Regions from separate parts of the Homo sapiens genome. Here region 2 is linked to region 1. Evidence: read pairs that join two places in POLR2A ChIA-PET (ENCODE). Cell type or tissue: MCF 10A. All regions are shown on one strand. Links, peaks and the distances in the headings refer to the core of each region. The heading gives the core; the rest is flanking DNA.

The links. Peaks named below come from ENCODE experiments on the same cell type or tissue, not always from the same donor. Only the 100,000 strongest peaks of a DNase experiment are listed, where the experiment ranks them.
Region 2: POLR2A ChIA-PET joins it to region 1 with 8 read pairs; 2 of 35 experiments call an interaction of 5 or more read pairs at or near these places.

The regions. Positions count from the first base shown.
Region 1 is chr3:71,051,848-71,061,498 of GRCh38, reverse strand. FOXP1 (forkhead box P1) reads left to right here. Exons shown (of 21, transcript NM_001349338.3): 8 at 7,726-7,863; 9 at 8,873-8,962. Among named protein-coding and RNA genes, the nearest start is that of FOXP1-AS1, 230 kb to the left of the region's middle. In MCF 10A, for the core only: no CTCF peak of the experiment used is centred there; DNase peaks (open chromatin) are centred at 4,968 and 5,688.
Region 2 is chr3:71,533,163-71,542,813 of GRCh38, reverse strand. All of the region lies in intron 2 of FOXP1 (forkhead box P1), which reads left to right. MIR1284 (microRNA 1284) reads left to right here and starts at 725; the gene lies at 725-844. In MCF 10A, for the core only: no CTCF peak of the experiment used is centred there; DNase peaks (open chromatin) are centred at 5,473 and 6,323.

The DNA of each region.
Region 1 (9,651 bases), core at 4,473-6,972:
TAGTGCCTCAAATAGATAGTTTTAACTGCTGCAGTTTTTGATTTATATATATGCTTGAGTAGAAGGAACTGCCTACATAAAAAAGTTGAGAATGCTGTCTTGTGATAGCTTGATTTCATGTATCTTTGCACGTAACATTTCATGTAAGACTGCAAGTTACATTGGTGATGAGCTGTAGCTCTCTTGGGGCAAAAGGGTAGCTTTATGTGTATCTGTATGGCTAGATTTGGGGATAGTCTTAACACTGTAAGCTAAATTTGTTGTTTGATAAAAGGTTTGTTTTCTTGGAAGCAGCGTATTTCTGGACTCTTGTTTTAGTCCTTTCAGAGCGTGCAATACTTCCCTCCCACCCCCACCAAGTGACATTTTGCATTCAGCCTTATTTTCTTTCGTTTAAAAAAGAAAACTCAGGTATCTCTTAGCTAAACAAGCCTTTGCAGATTGTGGAGACTTGAATTATCTGAGAAGAGCTAATCTGGGCCTCTACTTTTGGATTGTAGGAATGCTCTTCATTGAGTCCCTCTTCCAACCTGTGAGTTGTTTGAGGAGAAATTAATTTCGAATGAGAAAAATGAATACTGAACACATACATTGTGCCTCATTTTCAAATCCGGTTAAAAGCAACTAATCAATGAAGATGCAGGCTAAATGTTATGGTGAGCTTTTTAGAATACCTTGGTATCATGTTTTAATTTCTAAGCTTTATCTTGCCCTTAAATCTGAAACATCATTGTTCAAATAACTGAGAACAAGGTAAATCAACAACATCAAAAAGGTCGGCTTCTGTGATTTCTCAAGGGCTTGTTATTTTGTACTTCCCAATTCTATTTGATGTCTTGACAAAACAAGATGACACAGGGGAGAATACATTAAATTTTGATTTTTTTCATCTAACCTGTTACAGTTGTGGCAGCTTAATTTCTTTTACTTTTTCCTGAAGATGGCTTTTTGTACAATTACTCTAATTGTCACACCACTTCATGAGGCGGGTCTGCACGGGTTTCCCATTTGCCTTGATTTTACTAGGCATTTTTGAACATATTTTGACCTTTAACTTATGGGAAGCTTTTGGTTGGGCTTTGTCTTCATTATAAATAAATCAGTGAATGGTGAGATTGTCAAAGAAGCAAGTGATGTTTTCTCATTAGAATCTCATTTGCACCCTTTAGCTTAACTGTGATGTATAAGGTGAAGGTGTTGGAAATAGGCATGAGAAACTACAATTTGAGAAAGTTGAGTTGTAATTCTTTCTAAAGAGTGATTGCACCCTAAGTAAGGCCTTATAAAACTTCGGAAATGGTCTAATTTTGGCCTACCTATGTGTTGAAATTCAATTATAGTCCCTTCTCCCTTTCAGTAATATGGGAAAAAAAATACATATTTGCAGTTAAGCTCCCTATGAAATTTTCTATGCTGATTAAATCATGAGAAAGCAGAGCTACAAATTTAATTCTTAGTGTTAGAAAAATCTTCTTTAGACAGAAGATAGACATTATGTTTTTCTTCATTTAACAGTAACTGTTGATCTAAAACTGTATCCACAAGTTATCTTTTATTTATTTTAATCATGTATGTGTCTCAGGTAGGATGGAAACAGTTGCTGTCTCTTTCATTATTTTTGAGTAATACTTCAATTTAAGAGAACTTATTTAGCCAAGGCCTCTTCCTTTTCCCTTTAAGAACTAAAGATCTGTGGATAGAATCTTTTCTGGGGTACCTTCTTGGAATAGTCCTCCCCTCCTCCCATTTGCAGCACTTAAACATGATTTTTGTTGTTGTTGTTAATATAAAATGCCATTAGCATGTTTAATTCACATGCCCTAAATTGTTTTCCATCCCAGCTACAGGAGAAAGTGGTTGAAGTAGGAAAGAGAAGGCATTTTCTTGATTTAAATAATAATAATAGTTGCTAGGTTGAAAGAATCAGTGCTTATTGAGTGATTATTTTCATGTGTAGCTTCCATTGTTTCCTGTATTTAACAATTGCTAATGGGAGAAGCGATTTAATTTATGTAAACTTTACATTTTTATGCAAATGAAGCTGATATTTATTAGAGCTAAAACAATTATACTGGCACTTAGTGGAGTAACCTTGTGTGCCTGGGAAATGTTAGAGGAGAGCAGTTGATGTTCCACTAATACCTCTGCTGTAAACAAATATGCATTTATGCCACTTTTTAGAATTTAAAGACAAAAAGAAGAGCTCGGAGAGCATTGCTGGAGATTGCTTATTAGGGTTGATAACCTGAAATAACTCCTGATTGGCAGGCGAGCCTTGGCCTTACAATTTTTTTGTGAAAGAAAGATAGCCTTTCTTGATAGAATGTAATAAACAAAATGATAAAAAATGAAATGCTAATTGCATTTTAAAGAGGTCTTTTGAAAAAAAATTTTTAATAGTTGGTTGTATTGTTACTGAGAGAACTGTTATGCTAATGACTGACTACCTAGATGATTTTGCATTAATATAATAACCATTACCTGCCTTAGTGCTTTGTACAGTATTGTGGCAAAATAGCTAAGCCTAAAGGAGTTATACAAAAAGCAGAATTCCATAATGAAACAGAATTTTACTTTCCACATAAATAGCATGCTTTTTTTTTTTTATTTTTTTAAGACCGAAATATTATATCAGAAGTGTGTTTTCTTTCCTGTATGATAGTTACTTGCATGGTACCTGGTTGGTTCATTTTGTTTTGTTTTTTTAATACCATGGAGAAATAGAAGCTTTCTAACTTTTCTGTTTGCCAATACATCTGTTGTATCCATTGACTTGTTAATTATGAAAACTTGTTTTCCACAGGGGGCCAGAGGTGATGATGTTTAATTTTCTTCTATACAGGCTAGCTTGTATATGGTCATAAAAAACTTGGCATAGTTTTTTTTTTTTTTTCTCCTCTCTCTCTTTTAATGGAGCTATTTTCTCTGTTTGGTTTTGTTGTGACATTCTGGAGCCTTCTAATTTAATTTGTTTTGCTCCTGCTATTTGATTAACCAGGTGACACTGCCAAACCTGGTCAGTTATCACCCAAATACAGCCTGAAGGCTAGAACGGAAGTGAATTTCCTGGGACATACATGTGGTGAATGATCAGAGGGTAAAAAGAGTTTCTAAATTATTAACCAAATTAATAAAAATGAAACAGTGTTTAGCATTTTTTATCTTCTCTTTTTATTATTTGTATACACAGTAATTATGAGATGATACCCAACGTGCAAAATTTATGTGTATGTGTACTAGGTAGTATTTACTTGTAGTTGACTGGAGTGTAAACTGAAGAGAGAAGAAAATGATAACATGTTATTTTCAGTATTTATATTGTGTCTTCTCCCCTCCCACCCAATTCCTTCAATTGTCTCCTAGATTAGAAATAAGTATTGTTTCTCTGAGTGTTTTTATTTGTTTGTTTGCTTTTTAGATTTTTCCCTTCCCATCATCTACGTTTCCCCATTGGGCGTTAAAGGAAATAATATGGCATATTATTTTAATAGTCTTTCAGCATTCAGATGATAGAGAGTCATTTTGAAGAAAAAACCGTATCAGGCAGAATTTACACAGCAGTGTGTATGGGCTTTTAGCAGCAGTTGTTAGTGCTAACACCGTTTTCCCAGTTGCTGGTATTAAGGTAGCAGCAGGCCCATACTAGCAGAGCTGTGATGGCCCAAGCACAGCTGTATTTCTGCCATTCCCGCAGGTTTGGGTGCACCTGGGATCGACCACACCCAGTTGGTATCAGTCAACAGTGTATCATGCCGTGTGTTTTTTTAATTCATGATTTCCTCTTGAAACTCCACTGAGGAGTGTTAACTGTGTGCGTTTTTTTAAATTCAGTTTTGTATGCTAGCATTCTTTAAATGTCTGCCAGAAGTTTAATTTGAATTTCTGATCCCTGAAGGCAGCTAGACAGAATCATTCTAGTTCTTCATAAATTGCCTTCTATGATTCATTGTTAACTCATAAAACATACTCATTTCTATATACTCAAACAGTTAAGGTAGTTACAGTATCGGAAATTTTTTTTTTTTTTTTGCCTTATATTTAAATCGTCTTTTGAGAAAGAAATCAAGAATTAGCTTGAACTCCCAGTTAAGGCATGAACCCTGTAGCACAGAAAACATCAGAAATGAATGTTGTTATCTCAAGGAGGTTAAGGTAGAAGGCATGAAATCTGAAAAAAAAAAAAAAAAAAAAAAAAAAAAAAAAAAAAGTTTCGTTTTTACTGAATACTTTTAAAGAGGGGCCCATAAATATTAGAGAGCTGTAGTTAAAAACTCACATGACTGTTTTAAATACTATTGATTTAAACCACTGGCTAGATTTTATGAATCAAAGTGTAATTTTGAAGCTTTGGCCATATTTCTCAGTGCTAAAGCACTCTCTCTTGTGTGCCTTTAGCCGCTTTCCAGACATTCAACACAGGATTAAATGATAGTAGTTACAGTGATCAATAGGTTAAGACTGCTACAATCACTCTTGCCGCTAATGACCTCAGTAGTAATGGGCAATAAAGTGTGGGCTGTAATAGCCTCTCGCTGGTACTGCATGCCCTTTGATTCCTAGTGTTAGTAGGGACTAGCTACATGAAAAAGTTGGACGTTGGGAATTAAGGGAGTGGATATATAGGCTATAATTCTTAACTATTTAAAGCCTTAAAAACTGCTCAGATTTTTTTTTTTTAATTTCTTTTCTACCCCACCATAGTTTCTGGTCTATTTGAATATGTTTGTTAAAGCTTTTCCATAACCTCTTTTCATGATATGTTAGAACAGAAACGTTGGGGAAATCTTGGTTTTATAACATTTGTAAATGAAGCTGGAGCCCACTTTGGAGGCCCAGAGCTAACTGGCATGAAAACGTGGTTTCAGATAGTAAAAGCGAAGTTAAGGCCATCAGGATATAATAGCCCACTTCTGATTATTCAGAAGTGATCAGCCCGTTTGGAGGATTACTCAGGCCTCTTGCTTCCTTCCCTCCTTTGGCAGTGCCTGCTGCTGTAAAGCATATTATTACTCATCAGCACCTCCATCAAAATGTCCAAAAGGAAAAAGAAGGGGAGACTCAAGTTCATTATCCTGTTCCGTAACTGCAAAAAAATGAATAAATGATTATGGGAAAAGGAGATTTAAGCCACTGGTTTGATGTCAGCCTTTAAAAATTGTCTGTACAGGTATATGTCAGTCCTTTCCATGATTCCCCCTTTTATTATTGACAGTTAAGGGACAATGTTGTTTCTCCTTTAAGAAGATGCTTCTAGTTTTACCTGAGTTAAGGGGAAAAAGTATTTTAGGAGACATATGTAACTTTTAAAATCAGTTTTATTGAGGGATGATTTACGTGCGCTCAAATATACTGATTTTCAGTGTCTAGTTGGAAGAGTTTTGACGATTGTATACACGTGTGTGAGCACCACCTCACTCGAGATATGGACATTTCCATCGCCCCCAAAAGTTCACCTGTGCCCCTTTCTAGTATAAGGTTTCTATAGCTCTTTTAAAAACGATGACCAGGAGGTTATTTCTATCATGATTTCTGCTCTAACTCTGTTAAGTTCATGTTCATCACCAGTTTAGATTTTACACCACCCTATTCCTGTCTGTTTTCCTGTTCATCACCATCAGAATTTGGCTCAAGAATATTTATATTGTACATCATCCAAGAAACGCAGAGGAAAAAAGAAACCTTAAACATGGTTCTTTTGTTTGCTTAATCAAACCTCCCCGTATGATGATGCAACTCTCAAGGAAAAGTAAACTTCTATTGTGATACGCTGGCTTTAGCAGCTCAAAGGATACCGATTGGCACCCAAAAGATACTTAAAAATCCGAAAAGTTTCTTCTGTATGAAGACAAAGTAGACTAACTGGAATTAATTTGTAGATGGTTAGATGTTTTGATAATGTCTTCCTGGTGTTTGCCCTAAACTGAATGCGAGTTCACTGTTCCAATCGTTGGTGATATTTCGTGCTACAAATTATCTTTTTAAAAGGGTAATTTATCCATTCATATACATCTGTCCCATTTTGCATATGAAAATATTCAGACATGCCCATCTGTTTTAAATTACAGTGTATCTACATCTACACTTAAAAGGCCACTGGAATAGGAAGAATTCATGGATGACCTTCCAGAGCTGGGTTAATGAAATTTTTCGAATGTTCTAACTAGTGTTTTCCAAACACACGACACTGGCACATCAACATCCCCACACATGAAACAAGCCCACAACAACAGTGGAGAACATTCGCTGTGCATGAATCTGACCTTCAGGAACCATTTTTAGTTCATCAAAATTAGTGATGCTGAGAAATCGGGACATCAGTGCATAATGACTGTGAAATTAGGAATGAGAGCTCGCTATGCAAATGACAGGACAAATCATGTGAAAAAGTCAGGATAAACTGCATATTAAGACATTATGTTACATAAAATTAATACTGCATTTCTGCCTTTTGCTTACTGCTCCCCTGAAAGATTTTTTAATTCTTTTATCTTCTGATCAGCTATTGTCTGCCGGATTTTTTTTTTTAAGTAGCACACAGGCAAAGTGCAAAACATGTTATTACCTTTTATTGTAATACATGAGATGACAGCATATCCTTTTTAACAAAGTATATCCTTTACTGCTTCTAGCTTCTTGCTGTCACATGTTTGATTAGAAACCAAAGAAAAGTAAGATGCTTAAATATTACGGTTAGAAGACATACAGGTTTTGTCTTTTCTTTCATTGTTTTTTCTTTCCTTATCTTTTTATTTGGGGCGGGGGGTGATTTTTCATGAAATAGTCTTCTTGCATTACGGGGACTGACAAAATGGGTCTCATGTAGTCTGCAAATTAAACACAAGTGCAGTGATTATTTTGAATAGCTAAATTACATTCTAGAAAGCTTGCAGAATTCATAGCATTGTCATTAGGTATCCGCTTGAATACAATTTGTGTAACCTTGGCCAAGACAGCCTGTCATTTTAATGTCAGTGTTTTATCTGAACAAGACATCATCCTTTCAGATACAGTGTGCAGGTTCCTTGCAAAGATGCCCGTGCAGAAACGTGTTAACAGTTGCAAATATGAAATGCTATCAAGTTCATCACTGTAGCTGTTTGTCACTGAAATGTCATGGAAAGCGGGTTTTAATGGTATTGCACATAATATGAAAGAATTGAGACATCTGTGTGCTGGGTGAATAAGGAAGAGTAAAAGGCATCATGCGAAGGGTCTGTGTTTAAGTTCGGAAGGTGTGTCCAAGGTTCCCTTCCCAGCAAGTATAAGCATTGATTGGTTGTTCTTAAAATCACTGTCCACAGAGCAAGTGTGCTCATATGGGCTCCACCTGCAAAGGTGCTGGTTACCATTTGTCTTCTCTCAAACAAAATTCAAGTCTGGGTTAACTTCCCACAGATGGTTTTGACCAAAAACTCACTCTCAATAAGCAATTGAGAACTGTCGTATCTTAACTCCAGTTAGCATTTATTAAGTTTGTCCTTTTTGTGTGCTTGCAAGGCTGCCTGGAACCCCCATCAGTACTGCAAGATTTTACTTTTCTTTCTTTAAAATAAACTCCATGATAGATTAAATAGGATCTGTTGCTGCATCCCCTCTGGATAAATACATGTTGCATGGGAAATTGGTCAACTCTTTAAGCAGGCTGATGGCAGTCAGCTGCTGAACCTGGGAGGCTGCGTGCTTCTGATTTCCTGGCTTCCTATTTATCCTTCATTAACATTCTAGGTTCCCGTGTCAGTGGCTATGATGACACCTCAAGTTATCACTCCCCAGCAAATGCAGCAGATCCTCCAGCAACAAGTGCTGAGCCCTCAGCAGCTCCAGGTTCTCCTCCAGCAGCAGCAGGCCCTCATGCTTCAACAGGTAATTGTCCTTCCTCCACCTCCAGCCTGTCTCCCCCAGAACCCAGGGGCCCCCATCACTCCATTCGCAATCTCCCCTCCACCAGAGCAGCTCCTTTGCTCAGTGAAGAGTAAAGCAGCGTGGGTGGGGCAGGACACAGACCACTCCCTGAATAATCGATGTGCTTTTGCATGCCCAAAAGAGAGGAGCCCTGCCATGGTGACTAGTGTTTGGGCCTGGAGAGTACCCGATGGACTGAGATCAGGGCTGTAATTGGACTTGGTAGCAGTAAGATCTTTTAGGTTTACATGGCTCCTAAATGGTGTGAATCAAAGCAAAATGAGGAGCACGTTGGGAGTGGTTTAAATATGACAGCTCTTGATGTCCCCATTTCGACTCAGAAGCTTACAGATTTTTTTTCTTTAAACATAAAGAAGCATTCTAGAATTTGCTAATTTTAAGGTCCAGAGTTGATTTTACTTCTTCCACATACGATGTTGCTGAAATGAACTTCTGGTTGTCATTGCACTATGGGGACCTAATATTCAGACTTCACAGCCACCTGAACCAAATAGATGAGATTCGGAACTACAGCGTTGGGAGTCACTGGCCTGGGGTGGTGGGGACAGGATGCAGCGGAAGCTCCCAGGCTGTCCATGCACACACTGAATAACACTGCATAGTGCCCAGCCCTGTCATTTAGAAAGCATGCAGAAGAGATTCACCAGACTCTCTCAGCAAGGGCATTTCAGCTTTGTTGTACAATCAAAGGTCATTCTTTGCCTTATTTTAATTAGTTTGTGTAGAAAATGGTATGTTTTTCATCAGTTCATTTTGGAGATTACTTTTCAAACAATAATGCCAAGAATAGTCAGTGTGCGCTGAATTTATTGTCGAGTTTCAAACTAAAGGTCAGGCCATTACAGATAAAAGGATGCTATTTTTCAAATCACAGTTTGTGTATGGCACCAAAAGGGACAGTGGATTGGCGCTACCCTCTGTTACTTACCGTCCTCTCTTTCCTTTGTAGCAGCAGCTTCAAGAGTTTTATAAAAAACAACAGGAACAGTTGCAGCTTCAACTTTTACAACAACAACATGCTGGAAAACAGCCTAAAGAGGTACCGACAATACATATTTTACTTTCAAACCACAGATCCCAGAGGACTATCTAGTGGCTATTAAACTGTCATTCATCTTTTAAATGATTGCACAACTGAGCTGACTCTATCGGTTCTCAGCTTTCAGACTGAGAATTATTGTCCTGTTTTCACTCAGATTTTTCTGGGTTCCATTTGCTTGCTGCCACATATTTTATAACACCACTGCACGTGTACCTGTGTGAGGAGCAGGAGAGGCATCGTTGACAGAGTCTTCAGGTTACTTTTTGCAACCTGGTAACAACTGAGGGCCAGGATGGAGCTGGGAGAAGTGAAGTGCTTTCAGGAAAATTTTACTTGGATGCACACTTAATTTTTTTTTTTTTTCCCCAGCTCACAGAGCTTGGGTGTGTGGTGATGGCCTTTTCCATTGGAAGAATAACCCCTTGTGAGGTTGGATAAACAAACAAAAATGTTAGAACAAGATTAAACATCCACATCTTTTGTTTAACTTCTTCCTGCAAGTTGTACATAATGTAATTGCTAAAGGCATGTGCCAGAGAGCATGAGTTGAAGTTAGAGAAGACTCCAGCTTGGGTTGTGTTTTCTTGGGCAGGGTGGAGAAAAGTATATCATAATAGCTTCTATATGCACCACGCTTGGTAGTGTCCATAACTTATCACATTATGCCACACCATGAAGGTTGACAG
Region 2 (9,651 bases), core at 3,943-6,442, 480 kb before region 1:
TAGGACAGGCAGGCCGGGTTTTATGAGCTGGCTGCGGAGGGAGGAGTGTGAGTATGTGTCTATTTTTAGGCCAGCCTTCAAGACAGTTCCTTTGGCCCAGCCTGCGCCTGCCTGCCTCGCTCACACTCTCCTCTGTGTGTCTGCCACACTTCTGCTCTCCATTTCATCAACTGCAGATGTGGCACACAGCCGTCTTAGAAAAGTCATGAACTGTGTCGTCTGTGCGGCTTAACAGCCAACATCTGCTGCAGCAGGCTGAAGGAAGAGGCAGGGAAATCATTTTCGGGAATGCACTCAAGTGCCTCAACTTAGCCTCTACTTTGGCCTGTGCAGACAATTATTTTACACTAATTGCATCAAGATAGCAGCTATAAAAACGAGATTTCGATCGCTCTGCTCCCCCACCCCTCTTGTGAAAGTTGCAGTTACAAAGGGGTAGTTCTTTTTTCTTTTTATTGTGGTTTGTTTCTTGTTCTCAAAAGCTTATTACATTGGGTGCAAACAACAACAAAAATGCCATAAAAAGGCAAGAATCGTAATATGCTTAAGAGCTAAAAAGACCTATGGTGTTGGTTTAACCAATGAAAATATTCCTGCAGGTATTGTAAAATTTATGTGCCATATGAAAAACATTAAGGGTGTTGTTTTTTTCACAGAGGAAAATGTTCATTGTTGAGCCATTTTGTAAATTATTTTAATGCTGCATTTCTGCTTAAACCTCATGATTTTGATATATAAGCCAGTTTAATGTTTTCTATACAGACCCTGGCTTTTCTTAAATTTTATATATTGGAAAGCCCATGTTTGTATTGGAAACTGCTGGTTTCTTTCATACTGAAAATCTGTCTCGCGCGGCGTGATGCCATGTGGCAAAGGAGTAGTTTGACCAGAGTCAAACCTCGAGTGTTGACTTTTGAGTCCTAAAAACTAGGCAAGACCGTCTGAATAAATAATCTAGAAGGTGTTTTTTTGTTTGTTTTAAAACCAGGAGTCTTTTGACAGCAATAAGAATAGCATCTCTGCAGTACAGTATGGACTTTCTAATGCATTGGTCTGTTTCAACTTTTCATCTTCTTGTAACAGAGGCAACATTGTGTTCAGTATCTGAGCCTTAACTTTTTTTTTTTAATGCTCTCGGAGTAAATTCTGGTGAAATACGCATTCCAGCATCTCGGATTCTCTTGAAAGATTTGTTTCTGTGACATTTTGCTGTATCTGTTGTGCAGCTAGAGTAGCATGCTTCTCTCCTCACATTTCAAGTCTCTAGACTTTGTTCTGAAGAGCCAGATGGAAGTATGCAGATTGTTTTTATCTTTTGTCCTTCACACTGTAACCTGATCTCCAGCATATCTAGACATCTAGCAGAAAATTTACTATGTGAAAGCAAGGAAATGATTTAGAAATATGGACCAGCCAGGAAAGAAAGGGCTCAAGATGTACTTTATCAGAGTAAATCTCTCCACCCAACTCCCATACCCTTCTTTTTTTATTTTCATTAAAAAATGCTTTTCTCTTCTAGGGTATGTCTACATATGCCCAAATATTATTCTTCTCTTTTAACAGGGACTGAGAATTATAATTGACCAGTGAGTTTGGTAAAGGTGTAAATAGGTGTGCGATGAAAGTTGATTACCTAATAATTGAAAGCTTGGAAAAAGCATGAATTGGTAGAATCCTAGACTTGGCAATGGCCTTATAAATTAGGGCAGTGCAGTTTGCTAAAAGAAGGGACTTGTCCAAAGTTACATACCACGGTTGAGACAGATTCAGGACTCAAAGCCAGCATTGCCTCAGTGGCTGCAGGAAACAATGGAATCTCAGGCTTCATGGTTTGTGGGGTTTTAATGGCAAGATATTTGTAACCTTTTTGTTAATGTTCTCCTACCTCTTTAACTTGTGGTCCTAAAAACCTTGTTTCCTTCTAATCTTTCATTGGTGTTTGGATTCACATTAGTAACTAAACATATTCACCACCATATTAGGGCACTGGATATTTGCTACACTTGTAAGTGTACACAATATGCGTGTATGTCTGTATTCATACATATTCAGCATAGTGCACACATTTGGAGTCAGGAGACCTGGGTTTAAATGCCAACGGTGGCAGTTTGGAGAAGCGAGGCCTTAGGTGAATTACCCTGACATCTCCAGGTCTCTGTTGTCCCTGCTCTAGAATCGTGATGATAATAATACTTGCCTTAAGGTTGTCCCAAGAAGTTAATGAGATTATGTACATGAGACACTTAGCATGGTGCCCCTGCAGCACATACAGTATTCTTGTCCTTAACGAAAGTTTATTATTTTAATTGATTATCTGTTACCCTTGACAACAAAGGAAAGTAGTGATAAATGCCATATTTAGCCTTGAGTTTCAACATTTTTCTCCTGTAGATTGGTTTGTGTTTCTCACCCTTCTTGTCCCCCCTTCACTCTTTCTTTTCTAGCACCTTCTGCAGCATTTCTTGTTTTACCTTTGGGTGTCATTAGACGTTGTTTACATCATTGTCTGGCGGACCAGTGCTGTTTGCAAAAAGCTCAGGTGCTTCCTCTCCTGCTTACTCTTATTCTCTTCCTTGTCTAGTGACATTGTCTTGAACTTTCTAGCTGGGAAAGACTAAAGGGGATTTGTCACCTGGCAGGGGCCCTCACCAAACTTGTGTCATGCTTGAGAATATTTTGCCTCATTATCGTCAGTAATATCTTCAATGCACACCATTAAGACCAACCTAGGGCTTGAAGAAATGAATATTTAAGGGCATATTTATTGCCTAGATTAGAAAATACAGATTTTAAGTGTTTTCTGCTACTGATAAACTTTGTTCATTCAACAGGTGTTTATTTAGATGTCTACTATGTGCTAGGTGTGCAGGATAAGCAAGACAGACACTATTTGTGCTCTCATGAAGCTTAAAAAGCCTGACATGAATCTTGACATATAGTATCTCCCTGAAATCCAGCTTTAGTTTTACCTTCGATTTCTGTTAGGCTTTGGTCCTTGTTTCTTGTACATCTACTGATTGACTTTCTACAATTCCAACTTAAAATTTATGCTAATAAAAAAGATTTCAAGCTATTGTATTTACAATAGCATCAAAAATACTTAGGAATAGATATAATAAAAGAAGTATAAAACTCATACACTGAAAACTACAAAATATTCTTGAAAGAAGTTAAAGACCTAAGTAAATGGAAAGATATCATATGTTCATAGACTGGAAGACTTATTGTTATCAAGGTGGCACTCTCCATGTTGATCTACAGATTTAATTGCAGTCCCTACCAAAATCCCAGGTATTTTTTTTTTTTTGGCAGAAATCGATAGATTGATGCTAAAAGTCATATGGAAATGCCAGGAAGCCAGAATAGCCAAAACACTTGAAAAAGAACAGAGATGACCGAGCGCGGCGGCTCACGCCTGTAATCCCAGCACTTTGGAAGGCTGAGGCAGGTGGATCACGAGGTCAGGAGATCGAGACCATCCTGGCTAACACGGTGAAACCCCATCTCTACTAACATACAAAAAAAAAAAAAAAAATTAGCTGGGCATGGTGGCAGGTGCCTGTAGTCCCAGCTACTAGGGAGGCTGAGGCAGGAGAATGGCGTGAACCCGGGAGGCGGAGCTTGCAGTGAGCCAAGATTGCGCCACTGCACCCCAGCCTGGGCGACAGAGCGAGACCCCATCTCAAACAAAAAAAAAATAAAAACAAAAAAATAAAAAATAAAAAAACCTAAAACAAAGCTACAATAATCAAGAAAGTATGGTACGAGAATAAGTATGGAGATACAGATCAATGGAATAGAATTGAGAGTCAAGAAATAAACCCTTACATTTATGGTCAGCTGATTGTCAACAAGGGTGCCAAGCCAATTCAGTGGAGAAAGAATAGTCTTCTTAACAGATGATGCTGAGAAAAACAGTATATTCACGTGCAAAAGAATGTAGTTGGACCTCTACTTTACAACATACACATCGAAGACCCGAAAGTATTAAGACCTAAATATAGAAAACTCTTAGAAGAAATTATAGGAATAAATCTTCTTCATGACCATGGATAAGGCAGTGGTTTCTTAGATGTGAAACCAAACCACACGCAACAAAGAACAAATAGATAAACTGGGACCTAGCATTTCTACTCCTGCATATGAACCCAAGAGGAATGAAATTGTCTATCTACAGAAAAGCTTGTACATAAATGTTCATAGGAGAATGATTTATAATAGCCAAAGAGTGGAGACAACTCAGATGTCTATCAACTGGTGGATCAACAAAATGTGATGAATGTTTGCAATGCAGTGTTTTTCAGCCACAAAAAGGAATGAAGTACTCCTGCTGCACCATTGATGAACTTTGCAAACATTGTGCTAACTAAAAGAAGCCAGACACCAAGGGACCGCATATTCAATTCCATTTATAAGAAAGATCCAGAACTGGCAAATCCATTAAGACACAAAGTAGATTTGTAGTTGCAGGGAGCTGGAGAGAGAGGAATGGGGAGAGACTGCTAATGGGTATAGGATCTCTTTTGGGGGTGGTGATCTTCTAACTTATATTGTGGTGATGGTTTCACAACCGTTGAATATACTAAAATCCATTCAGTTCTATTGTTTAAAAGGGTGAATTTTATGGCATGTGAATTGTATCTTAATAAAAAGATTTCACGATCTGTCTGCATTTCTTTACTTGTAGAATGAGGCACTGCTGATTGTGCTCTCTTTTGGCTAATGCAGGGGTCAGCAAATTTCTGTAAAGGGCCAGATAGTAAATCCATTAGGCTTTGCAGGCCATACAGTCTCTCAGCTCTCTTAGTTTTGCCATTGTAGTGCAAAAGCAGCCATAGACAATCTGTAAGTGACTGGGTGTGGTTGTGTTCCAATAAAACTTTATTTATGAATACCGAAATTTCAATTTCACATCGTGTTCATGTGTCACCAAATAGTATTTTCATTGTCTTCTTCAACCATATAAAAATGTAAAAATCACTCTCAGCTCATGGCCTGTAAAAAGCAGGTGGTCAGAAAGATTTGGCCTACAGGCTAGTAGTTTGCCAACCTCTGTGCTGTTGCTACAAAAAGCTTTAAATACATGTTAGCAGCTTCATTAGAGGAGGTATTATTCTTGTCCCTATTTCAAAGATGAAGCAGTTGAGAATTCCAGAGGCTGAGGCAAGTCACCCAGATATTGGCTGCCAGGGCTGGTCCTTGACTCTGTTGAGTTCCAGAACCTGTGCCAAAAAAACACCGTCTTTCTGTCTGACCCATCTGGGTCAGTCAAGGCAGCCCAGCCCCTTCTAGCTGTGCAGGTCACTGCATGCTTCTCCGACTTGGCCTCTGCGCCTGCCTGGTGCCATTCATTATCCTGCATCTTCCATTCATTCTGGAATGCACACTTCCTTCACTCCCTTCTAGTACACTTTTCCATACTGCTGAGCCAATACCCACACTGAGCTGGGGGAAAAACAAATCCACCACCTTGCCTCGCTTTCAGTCTTTCCTCGTGACTCACTCCTTCTGGGAAGGCAATGCCTCGGCCACCTTTTGACCCTAAATCCAGCTGGAACTGAGTTCGCCTTGCTGGCTGCTGGGCTCTGCCTTGATCATCTGTCTTTCGGGAGGCAGATTGGCTGTGCATCATTTCAACCGTCTGCAGTGACAAGTTTTTTAGAGCCTCTTTGTTTCATTTAGTACCCAGGCCTTGGTTAGGACCTTAAAGGAAGTTAAAACCCCAGTGGCACCTTTTATTTAGGGATCGCTGGCTCGCTTGGCCTCAGTCTTCTACTCGCCTTTCCCACGTCCACCTGACATCCTGGGACAGTTGGCAGACCTTCCCTCCATGGCTCAGGTGGGCAGGAGGCAGAGTCAGCAGGGGTGTTAAGTCACTTCTACATCTCTGCGTGGCCGTCATCGCTGCTATTCTGCACATGTGTTGCCACTGGGGAAAATGGGACACTATATAGAGGGTGTCTTCTCCCACCACACTCTGTGGGGGTGGGAGAACCCACACCAAACGATCATCATGTTGGATTTGCATCATGGCACATTGAGAATGTGTTCAGTGGGACTGTGGATACTATGGAACCTTTCCCACAGAGTCCTTTGTAATGCCTCTGCTAGGATCCAGTTCATTGCTCAAACACCCATACATTTTTGCCCTTTATATGCGAGGATTTTATTCTGAAAGCTGTGTTATCTGTGCTGCTTTTCCAAGACAGAGCAACAACTACCAAAAAAAAAAAAAAAAAAGAGACATGGTTTAGAAGTGTTTAAGTGATAAATGCAAGCTCTTTATTTATGACTCATAATGTGGTTAAGAGTCCTTCGACTTTAGTACAGTCTCCATTCCTAGTAGTTTGGACTGTGTGAAGTGCTAAAATTCCGATTCTGTGCAAAAATGATCCTGCCAGTTGCTGACTAGGGTGACTGGGGTGTGGAGGTGAAGACATAGACCCTCTGAGCATTTGGGTAGGGGATGCGTAGGGTAAGCGAATTGCATTGTTCTGCAATTCGTGGGTCACAAGTAAATTATTGAGAGTTCAGAAACTTCTTCTTTGGCCTAAAATATTTAAAAAGTACTCCTTGTAGGGTGTCTTTGGTTATAAGTAACAGAGGGAATTTTTAGGGATGATTTAGAGTGGGATCATGGAACCCATGGTGAAATTGAAAACTGGAATCCTTCAGGACATGAGGCACCTTCTCTCTGTGTCACTCTTCTTGTGTCTCGTTGTGTTTTGACTGTGCTTTATTTTGCTCTCCCTCCCTGCAGACTACCTCAAGGCAACTGTTAGTCTGCAAATGGCCTCTCAGGACTGCCCCCAAGGGTCACCCTTGATCTCTAAGGCTTTCAGAATTCTGTCATATTATTCTGTCTGAATACTTAGTGTTCTTGTTAGGAGCCTTGGTGTTGTAGGTAGCTAACAGGCAAGCCAGGGTGGAGGGCACGGGGAGGCGTTGTGTGTATTAGAAGGATCTTGGGATATCTTTAGGACTCTGGGATGCCGCCATATCTCAGAGTGGGGCAGAACCAGGAATGGGAATCACCAGGAGCCTGAACAGAGTTCTCTAATTTCTCATCCCTGTTTCTTTCTCTTCTTTTGAGACAGAGTCTCCCTCTGTCACCCAGTCTGGAGTGTAGTGGTGCGACTGCAGCTTACTGCAGCCTTCACCTCCCAGGCTCAAAGATCCTACCTCAGCCTCCCAAGTAGCTGGGACCACAGGTGCACGCCACCACGTCCAAGCTAACATTTTGTGTTTTTGTTGTTGTTGTTGTTGTTGTTGTTAGAGATGGGTTTTTGTCATATTGCTCAGGCTGGTCTCGAACTCCTGGCCTCAAGTGATCCACCTGCCTTGGCCTCCCAAAGTGCTAGGATTCCAGGCATGAGCCACTGTGCCTGGCCTCATCCCTGTTTCTCGCTGCATATCTCTGCTTTGCCACTGGCTCTCAGCAGACTCGCCCCTCTGCTTCTCAGGCCATGACCTGCTTGCCATGAATTCTGAGTGGACCTATTAAGTTCTCCTCCAGTGAAATAACATCTTACCTGAAGGTCAGGTTCTGAAGTTAGCATATGAGATGAAAATTGCTTATGGTTAAAATATCCTTTCAGAGCCTTGGAAGTCACCAGTAAGCAGGGCCAGATGCACCTGGTTTGTGGGGCATGTGGGATCAAAGACCCACTAAAGGAACACAGGATTTTCAGCTCCTTTTGCTCCCGGGCATTTGCTCATCATTTGCACTATTACTAAATGCTCTTCCCTTCCCTGCTCCTTCTCCAAGCATTGGTACATGTCTTTGTGCTAGTTAAGCTTGAGTACATTGTGATTTCACTAGATCACACTCCCAATTTCAAGTTCAGTGTGAAGAATATAGAGGTTCTGGTTGGTCTAGCCTTGGCCACGTATGTGTCCCTCATAGGTCAGCTCTGGCTTAGAGTGGCTGGTTACATTCAGGAAATGCTCATACTTTTAAATTAAATTTGCAAAAATAAGAGAGAGTCTTGGAACAAATAATGAGAATGAGACCTAGAAAAGTGACAGTTGGAATATGGTCCCTGGCTGTGGTGAGCCCTTAAATAGAGTGTTTTCCAGGGTCTGCATAGAGTCACCTGTGGACTACTGTTGAAATGCAGATTTCTCAACCCCATCCAACCCCACTCTGGCTCTGTCCCATCTTCTAGAGGTTGAGCCAAAGATCTGCATTTTCAAGTAAGCAAACCAGATGAATCTTATCCACACTAAAGTTTAATTACTGCTTATAAGAGGAAGATATTGGGCTGTTTTAACTACATTTGGAGTAAAGCTTTTTAATTCTAGTGAGAAGTGGAGTTGACCTTTGAACTGGGGGTGTCTACTCATACGTGGATTTTTTTTCGACCACATGCAGAGTGAAAACTCAGTGTTGGTGAATGGGAAACCAGTGTATAGGGAGAGCCTTAGGGTTTTTTGTTGTTGTTGTTGTTGTTGTTTTTGACAGAGTTTTTGCCTAGGCTGGAGTGCAATGGCGTGATCTCCACTCACTGCAACCTCCACCCCCCCAGGTCCAAGCGATTCTCCTGCCTTGGCCTCCTGAGTAGCTGGGATTACAGGCGTACGCCACCACACCTGGCTAATTTTGTATTTTTAGTAGAGACAGGGTTTCACTGTGTTGGCCAGGCTGGTCTCGAACTCCTGACCTCAGGTCATCCGCCTGCCTTGGCCTCCCAAATTGCTGAGATTACAGGCGTTTGCCACCGCGCACAGCTGCCTTTGAGGGTTTTGCAGGGCTGACTGCAGGACTTGAGTATGCACGGATTTTGGTCTACTTACGGGTTCTGAACCAGTCCCCCAATATACAGACGGACAACTGTGATTATGCTCCTTCTCTTTTTTGAACAATTGGGCTTCCCGTGACACCAAGGCTTAGGGCTTTTTCTGTATTCATTTTGGGTTACAATCACCTTAAACCCATTTTTGAGGAAGGTGGATTCCAAAGAAATGTTGAGTTCTGTTATTTTTCCTTGTATTTCTTGTAGCTCTCTGGAGGATTGCATCATAATGGCTGAAGACTTTAATTATTCATTCAACAAAAGAATAAGATGGAGACTAAAATTTGTCTGGAGGATGTTTTGCATGTCATCCCAATCTTTGCTATTGCCCCCTTTAAAACACCCGAAAAATAATTCTGCAGAATTAAAGAGTGAGGGGAAGGATTTGAAATTGTTCACAGAACAATAATGGGGTTGGGGACGCCAATTTTCCACACAGTCGAAAATCTGGGTGTAACTTATGATTCCCCAAAACATAACTACCAGAGCTTACTGTAGAACAGAAGCTTTCCTGGTAACATAAACAGTCAATTAACACATATTTTGTATGTTCCATATATAATATATTGCTGTATTCTGACAATAAAGTAAGCTAGAGGAAATGAAATGTTATTAAGAATATCATAAGGAAGACAAAATATATTTACTCTTCATTAAGTGGAAATGACTCATCATCGTTCTTTACATTGAGTAGGCTGAGAAGGTGGAGGAAAGGGAGGGGTTGGTCTTGCTTGTGCAGGGCTGGCAGGGGTGGAAGAAAATCCTCTCATAAGTGGGCCTGTGCACTTCCAACCCAGGTTGTTCAAGGCTCAACTGTACATACCATGATAATGCATCTTGCCTAATTAACAGTTGT